Regions from separate parts of the Homo sapiens genome. Here region 1 is linked to region 2. Evidence: chromatin contacts called from ENCODE Hi-C or POLR2A ChIA-PET data. All regions are on one chromosome and are shown on one strand. Each heading gives the region's core, a stretch centred on a gene start or an enhancer-like site at or near the end of the contact. The rest is flanking DNA. Distances are from core to core; before and after follow the strand shown. Region 1 has its middle 77 kb from the start of FOXN3-AS1. Region 2 overlaps FOXN3 (forkhead box N3).

Evidence for each region. A loop is a pair of places that touch in the nucleus more often than their neighbours do. ChIA-PET counts read pairs that join two places held with the same protein, here RNA polymerase II (POLR2A). Pooled maps may share reads with other maps.
Region 1: a map of B cell shows a loop between it and region 2 (14-fold over the local background). The contact joins two enhancer-like sites. A Hi-C loop is called at or near these places in 1 of 168 maps with a recorded cell type or tissue (B cell) and 2 of 50 pooled maps. POLR2A ChIA-PET finds 5 or more read pairs at or near these places in 1 of 52 experiments (Panc1).

What each region holds. Positions count from the first base shown.
Region 1 is chr14:89,492,224-89,496,301 of GRCh38, reverse strand. It overlaps a transcript of FOXN3 not described here. Among named protein-coding and RNA genes, the nearest start is that of FOXN3-AS1, 77 kb to the right of the region's middle. Within about 2 kb of position 2,066, at least 2 of the 41 ENCODE cell types and tissues checked have a DNase peak (open chromatin) inside an H3K27ac peak, as active enhancers do; they include B cell, where a contact is called at or near this core.
Region 2 is chr14:89,384,227-89,388,100 of GRCh38, reverse strand. All of the region lies in intron 2 of FOXN3 (forkhead box N3), which reads left to right. Among named protein-coding and RNA genes, the nearest start is that of FOXN3, 31 kb to the left of the region's middle. RefSeq lists enhancers at 1,449-1,548, 1,929-1,978, 2,029-2,098, 3,770-3,874. Within about 2 kb of position 2,126, at least 13 of the 41 ENCODE cell types and tissues checked have a DNase peak (open chromatin) inside an H3K27ac peak, as active enhancers do; they include B cell, where a contact is called at or near this core.

The DNA.
Region 1 (4,078 bases), core at 817-3,316, 110 kb before region 2:
CCATAGTTAATCCCCAAACCAATTAATCTGATACTTAGTATCTATCCTTTTATAACTATTGTTAACTCTAGTCAAGTACTCTTTTTTTGAGACGGAGTTTTGCTCTTGTTGCCCAGGCTGTAGTGTAATGGTGCCATCTCAGCTCACTGCAACCTCCGCCTCCCGGGTTCAAGAGATTCGCCTGCCTCAGCCTCCCGAGTAGCTGGGATTACAGGTGCCTGCCACCACACCCAGCTAATTTTTGAATTTTTAGTAGAGACGGGATTTTACCACGTTGGCCAAGCTGTTCTCGAGCTCCTGACCTCATGATCCACCCGCTTCAGCCTCCTAAAGTGCTGGGATTACAGGCAGCCAACTGCATTGTGAGCATGCTTAGGAGCAGCACGGCCCCTATAGAGAACATCGGATCAGGTGACCTAAGCAAGGTCTGACACTTACCTTGTGGCCTAGGACCAGTTGCTGATTTTTGGAGCCTCAGTGTATCTTCTGTGAAATGAGATTGGTGATACCTACCAAGTTAATTCGTGGAACTCTCATGAGAGTCAAATGAAATAACCTATGTCAAAATGCTTTGTGATACTAGAGGAATGTAAGGGCATTGATAATGGCAGAGATTTGAACTTGAAGCAAATAAGAGGCAGAAATGTAAAGTTAATGGAAGGGACTGCAGTTTTCATTGCTGTGGTTCTGCCTCTGAAGTTTATGAGTACTGGTTGTGATTAGTTAAAGGGTAATCCTTACCTGCCCTGCTAATACTTGAAGACTAGGTTTTCTACTGGACCCTAACATCTTTTTGAGATTGCTTTTAAAAAGTGATGAATTTCTTTAACCAGTAAGGTGTGTATATATCCATTTTCTGTTCTGCTTTATTTTAGGAATGAATTTATTATTATTATCATAGTAAATAGCCAAGCATGATTCAATTTAGGAAAATAACAGGAAAAGTTTGCTCATCTTTTCTAGGCTAATTTTGCCATAATCCCCACAAATAAAGTAGTGGTTTCTTTAAAATATGCCAGTTCAGGGTCACAGAGCTGCACTTTTAAAGCCTACAAGTGATTATTTAGTGCGAAAATTGTATTCAAGTGAAACACATCAGCATGCAAATCTAAAACGTGGCCATTTTCATCTAGATTGAATATTATTAACCAGCCCAAGGGATATGATGTAATTAAGATTTTGAACAGCTTACTTTTGTCTACCGTGATGAATATTACCCCAATATTTAAAGCGGCTTACCAGTTGAATAATGAGAAGGTGGCCCAGTGCACCAATAACCATACATTTTGGCTTTTAGGTGCAGTGAATGAGTTTGACTTTTCTTCACAGGTCCAAGCATTGATAAGGACAGAGATATGAACTTGAAGCAAAAAAGAGAATGTTCAAATTCCAGGAAAATCACAATTCCTTTCTGAATAATGGCAGATTTCCATGTCATTGCCTACTCACTCATTTTAATACCTTCTTGCATGGGTTTAGGAATAAAGACCAAGTGGGGACAGATGAATCCCTTGTTAAGGGTTTATGCTTTTGCCTAATTAAAACTATTGGGTTTATAGCCTGCTAATGCAGCTCTACTTGGAAGGGAGAACAACTCTTAGCTTGGATCCACTTCAGAAAGTTTGCAAGGCCTCCCTCTGCCTTTCAGAGAACTGAGAAGGTACATTTCTGATAGCATCTTTCTTCTGGTGCCATTCCAGGATAACTGTTCTTAGGGGAGACAAGATGCTCACCTTTTCTGTCCTTCCCACACCATTTTAAAAGAAAGACAAAGTTCTTTATTTCTCCCAGGAGAAGTTCAGGAAAGGATCCATTGCAGAGCTGCACCACCTTAAGCAGACAGCCCAGCCGGCAGGCTAGGTTGGTACCACGGCTCATTTCAGCCATCCGTATTTTCAGGTGTACCATATGTATTTAGTACATCATTTGATAATGCTAAAAAAATATTAAAGCAGTGTGAGACTAAAGGAGAAAGAAGATGAATGTTAGCATTCCCCTGGGGTTCATGGGTGAAGGAATTAACACAGCGTGGCACTCTACCCTAGCTGTGTTTGTTTCCATGGCAACAGCTACGTACATGTTTCAGACTATCTACAGTGACACAGTTGCAGAAATAGTAGCTTGCAGGTTTCTGATATCGCATCAGTGGACAGGCGGCATGCACTATATTAAGTAAGTGTAAAAGAATTTAAAATATAGCTCTGGATTCAGATGTGTATTAGCTCAACTGAACGATGTGTCGGGGGTTGCGGCATTCCCCTTCTGCACGATGGCAAAATCTGGGCAAAGTTGAAAGTTGCAAGATTCCAGTCAAACAATTGTCCTTGCTTGGGTAAATATCCTCAAATGAAAAAAAATGTGAGTTACAAAGGTAAGAAAATGGCCTTGGCAGATGACATATCAAAGAAGGATATTGTTAATGAAGCTATTTTTTTTTTTTTTGGAGGGGGGTAGAGATGGATAAGAAATGAAAGCTTTGGTTGGAAATAGCTGAGTCTTAAAGCAAATCGAATGTGCAACAGAATCTTTTTAACAGCTGCTGAGTTTATGGCAACTAAGGTCTTTGAATGTATCACTGTAGAAATTGCTTTTATATCAGAATGATCAGGTGAGGAGCAGAGAGGTTGATTAGGTGTGCGGTTAAGGGGAAATCGGGGCTCCATTGTCTTTTCTGAAAGCTTATGTAAATATCTCATTCTCTCCAAGCTGACCCTGGTTTGTCTTTGACATTTGCTGCTACTTTTTAGTACCATTTGCTGGTATCTGTGTTGATCTCATGCTGCCACATTGTAACCTTATATGACTTCAGTGTTGGTTACAGAGCAACCAAGTAAAGATGATAGACTTTGTAAGTGTGTGACTTTGCAACCAAATTGTGCAGTAATTTCGGAGGAGTGTTCAAATGAGTATTTATTTGCCTGCTAGACCCCTACTTTTGAATAGCAGCCTAGGTATTAGGTTAATGGATTTCAATGTGCACGTTATGATTGTGGGAGCTTTCAAGTATGTTGTAGTGCAATTTACACTGAGTTTTTAATGTCAAAAAATTTTTTTATTTATGCCCATTATTCGATTTAAGCCTGCATTTACCTCATAGTTTTATTATTCGTGTATCAGTGAAGAGAATGTAAAATGGCATGGTAATTTAAGCTAATCTATTCATTTGAAGAAGGTTAGTTTTCCGACCATAGGTGGACTTTTAGAAAAAGCGATGCAGACAGCTCTTTGGGCTGTATGAGACTATTTTTTTATGTGCACAGGGAACTATCTACAGTATGTACTGCATATTATTCTTTATAGTCATTATTTGATCAGATGTTAAGAGAATACCTCTGAGGCGCTCGGAGTTTCTGAGCACCCACGCATGTGGAGGGCCAGGACAGGTTTTGGATTATAAACCAGGGACTTGAACCCTGGAATGTACCACACCCCAGTGGGTAGATACAATGTGCCTTTCTAAATAAGTTGATAAATGAAATGAATGTTGAAGCTTTCCATATATGCCCATGTGTAGTCTGAGCAATCCAGAGATGGGAATTGAAATTTGTGTCTTCTATGGGGGTTGTTTTTTGGTTTTATTTTATTTTGTTGAGACAGGGTCTCACTTTGTCGCCCAGGCCAGAGTGCAGCGGTGCTATCTCGCCCTACTGCAACCTCTGCCTCTTGGGCTCTAGCGATCCTTCTGCCTCAGTTTCCCAAGTAGCCGGGACAACAGGCACATACCACCATGCCCAACTAAAAGACCTCACTATATTTTCCAGGCTGGTCTTAAACTCCTGGGCTCAAGCCATCCTCTCGCCTCAGCCTCCCAAAGTGCTGAGATTATAGGTGCGGACCTTGGGAAACTTTTTAATGGTGGCTCATACCGAAGGCAGCTCCATTCTCAGAGGACGAGCTGCTCTGCCCACTTGTACCCCCAACTTCAGTGGAGTTTTAAGACCCATCTTTGGGGTGGGTGGGAGGGCAGACCTCTGTCCCCATGCCCTGGCTTGCCTGGTGTGTGCCCCATGTATCCTGGGACTTCTCTGTGTGAAAGCTGCATGATCCCACGTGTGCTTGGCCCCCCCAGGCTGAGGGG
Region 2 (3,874 bases), core at 877-3,376:
GCGATTCTCCTGCCTCAGCCTCCCAAGGAGCTGGGACTACAGGTGCACGCCACCACGCCTAGGCTAATTTTTGTATTTTTAGTAGAGACAGAGTTTCATCATGTTGGCTAGGCTGGTCTTGAACTTGTGACCGCAGGTGATCCACCCACCTGGGCTGCCCCAAGTGCTGGGATTACAGGCATGAGCCACTGTGCCCAGCCCCATTTAGCCACCTTATTTCATGTTGCTTCTCTGTAGTGTGCCGCTGCTAGACGCAGGTGGGTGCCTGCCCTGCCCTGCAGAATTCACCTTGCATGGTGCACATGGTTCATGCTGGCTTTACCTGCTCCTCCTCCCTCTTCTTTCTGTATACCCCAGACCAACTCTGTCCTAAGGGCTCCGTTTAAAGCCCATTTCCTTAATGGAATCTACTCCTGATCTTATTAATCTCTCTCTCTCTCTGGCCCTTGGCAGTTATAGTCTGTCTATGTAGTTTATAATAAACTTTATAATAAAGTCTGTCATCTAATGAAATAAGGAGCAGAGCAGATGAGTTTCAGGAGGGTGGAAGTTGGAGTCAGAGAGACCTAGGGCTGAATCTTTGTTTTACGACTTGCTAGCTGTGTGTCCTTCAGCAAGGTAATTACTGTTAATGAGCTTTACGTTCTCATCTCTGATATGAGAGGATAATGCCTTTCTCACATGGCTGTTTAAAGATTAAATAATGATAATACAACTCCTGGAATATAGTACACACTCAGTAAATATTATACTGACGGTCATTTCCTTCATGTTGGTGCTATAGATTGAATTGTGTCTCCCCCCTAATTGGTTGGTTTGTTTATTGATTGATTGATTGATTGATTGAGACAGAATTTTGCTCTGTCTCCCAAGCTAAAGTGCAGTGGCACGATCTCGGCTTACTGCAACCTTCGCCTTCTGGGTTCAAGTGATTCTTGTGCCTCAGCCTCCCGAGTAGCTGAGACTACAGGTACACCACCACATCTGGCTAATTTTTTGTATTTTTAGTAGAGATGGGGTTTCACCATGTTGGCCAGGCTGGTCTTGAACTCCTGACCTCAAGTGATCCACCTGCCTCGGCCTCCCAAAGTGCTGGGATTACAGGCGTGAGCCACCATGCCTGGCACCCCCCAATTTATATGTTGAAGCGCAAACCCTCAATGTGGAGCTAATTAAGGTTGAGACCATACGGATGGGGTCCTAATCTGATTGGATTGGTGGCCTTATAAGAGGAGGAAGAGAGATCACTCTATTCATGCACGCACACCAAGGGCAGTCCCCATGAGCACACAGTGAGAAGGCAGCCGTCTTCTCACGAAGAGAGTCCTTACCAGGAACTGAAGCTGCTGGCACTTTGACCTTGGACTTCCCAGACTCCAGAACTGTGAAAAAGTAACTTCTGTTGTATGAGCCACGCAGTCTGTGGTATTTTGTTCTGGTAGTCTGAGCTGACTAATAGAGTGTGCTTTGGCTCTAATTAGATGATGATTTGTTGAGCTGGCATTGATTGAGCCCTTGTTAGGTGTTGGGCACTATCTTACTTAACCTGACCTGTCTAATCTCTCAATTCTCAAAACCACTTTAGAAGTTGGTTAAGTTACTTGCTAAGTTCCCCTAGCCTAGTAGTGCCAGGATTAGAACTATGACTTCACGTTGCAGCCCTGTGAAATGGCACCTCCTGCAGTTGTGCAGGGCAGGCCTCTGCGGCTGTCCGTGGACGACCTTGACAGATGGGAGACCACATGTGTGTCCCTGACTCCAGTGCTCCTGCTTTCACTAGAGAGCAGATGACACACTCCTCGATGTCAGGGGAGTTGCCTTATATTTCATTTCTGGTGGCACTTAGCAAGTGCTCTGTGCACAGGAAGCAATTAAAAAATAATTTTTGGTTGGTTAATTTTCCCCAAACACTTAGCTCCTCCTACATCTGGAGAAAGAGTGAAATTTTCACCCACCCTCCCGAGCTCCCCCGTGTGCATCCTCTGAGCTGTTTGCTGTCAGCGAAGGCATTTGCGTGTCAAACCTACCCATAAACTTGCTGAGTTGACAAAAGCAAAGAGAGATCAAGTTTTCAGTTGTTGGAGAGTAGAACCGTTGTGAGTCTGAATCTGCAATTCTTTTATTCTCTCAGTGAGTAGAAGTGAGTCTTTGTGAGGATGGCCTTCAGCCAGTATCTTGACACCTCAGTTACGTAAGTAGTTCTCATCTTGTTCTCCTCTTTTGCTTTTTTCTCCCTCTCATGTACACTCACAGTAAGAGGCCTGAGAGAACGTTAGCCAACTCCTTGTTTTTTGAGACAGAGTTTCACTTTTGTTGCCCAGGCTGGAATGCAATGGCATGATCTTGGCTCACCACAGCCTCCGCGTCCTGGGTTCAAGCAATTCTCCTGCCTCAGCCTCCCAGGTAGCTGGGATTACAGGCATGTGCCACCATGCCTGGCTAATTTTGTATTTTTAGTAGAGACAGGGTTTCTCCATGTTGGTCAGGCTGGCCTTGAACTCCCGACCTCAGGTGATCCATCTGCCTCTGCCTCCCAAACTGCTGGGATTACAGGCGTGAACCATGGCACCCAGCCCTCCTTTTTTTTTTTTTTTTTTTTTTAAATGTTTGCCTCAGCTTTTGTTATTCAGAGAGAAATTGGTCTCATCTGCCTCAGGACACGGATGGCTTTACCTATAATTAATTAAGCCTTTTCCTCTCTGAAGTTGATGGGTTTGGACTTTTGAAAAAGATGGGCCATGTGGCATCTTAACTTAGGCTCAAGGTGATAGGGTTATAGATTTTAGACCTCCCGGACCCTCTCTATAGATATTGGCCAATATTCTTTATTAGCATGTTTATGTAGGTATTAGCCAGTATTCTTTATTGGCACATTTATAATTTATACCCCACTTCCTTTTCATAGGGCTTGCCATAAGACATATAGGTCACAATCAGGTCGCTAAGGTAAAAATTGAAAATAGACAAATGCAGTAGAGAGAGGGGAAAGCAAATATTCCAAATTCTTGACCTAATATATTTGTTGTGATTGAGTGCCTGACAGCCAAGGCAAAAATGGAAACTCGGCAGATTCCATAATTCTCCTTCCCTGGTAAGATGCCGACTTAGGGGAGAGACATAATCTCCAGGTGCAAGTTTATAAAAAGATTTCATTGTAAGGCTGTTTCTCCATGGGATATAAAACCATGTAATTTACAACACGTACAGCAACCTTAGCTCCAGTTCAGAGAGCCATCAAGGCTGTTGTTCCTGCCATTAGTCATGACCTTATCCTTCTCTGCCCCTAGCTAAGGCCTGTTCATCCTGTAGACTTTGACAGCCATCATCGCCTCCAAGAAGTCTGCCATGATTCTCCCTGCTCAGGCTGGGTCATGTCCCTCTTCTCAGTGGAACCATAAGACAGGGCTTATTTTTATCTCTGCATCTCTGTATTGCTTTATATATATATTTTTACAACTAGATGAGGTATTCCTAGGACTCATTCCTGGTATTGTGGTAGGTGTGGGGCTGATGTTTGTTGAAGAAAGGAAGTTTTTTTTAATCTAGATTACAAAAACAGTTTTCCAAGTGGATGAAACCATGTTATATGAATGAAAGTCATTAGTTGTTTTTTAGTGTCTGCCCATAGTAAGTAGCTTGTCTGTGACTCAGAATTGTATGTTCCTGGTACGTATTAGAAGAGCTGGTTGTCAGATGCAGACTCAGGAGACTTGGGTTCTGGTCCTGATTCTTCCACTAAGTAGAACTATCACTTCAGCATTTCACAGGCTTAGTTTCTATATCTGCAAAGTGAGCACAGTGAAGCAGGCTGGTGGGCGCAGAGGTGAGGAGTTGATCTCCTCTCCCACATGCCACGCCCAGGGCAGCCATCCAT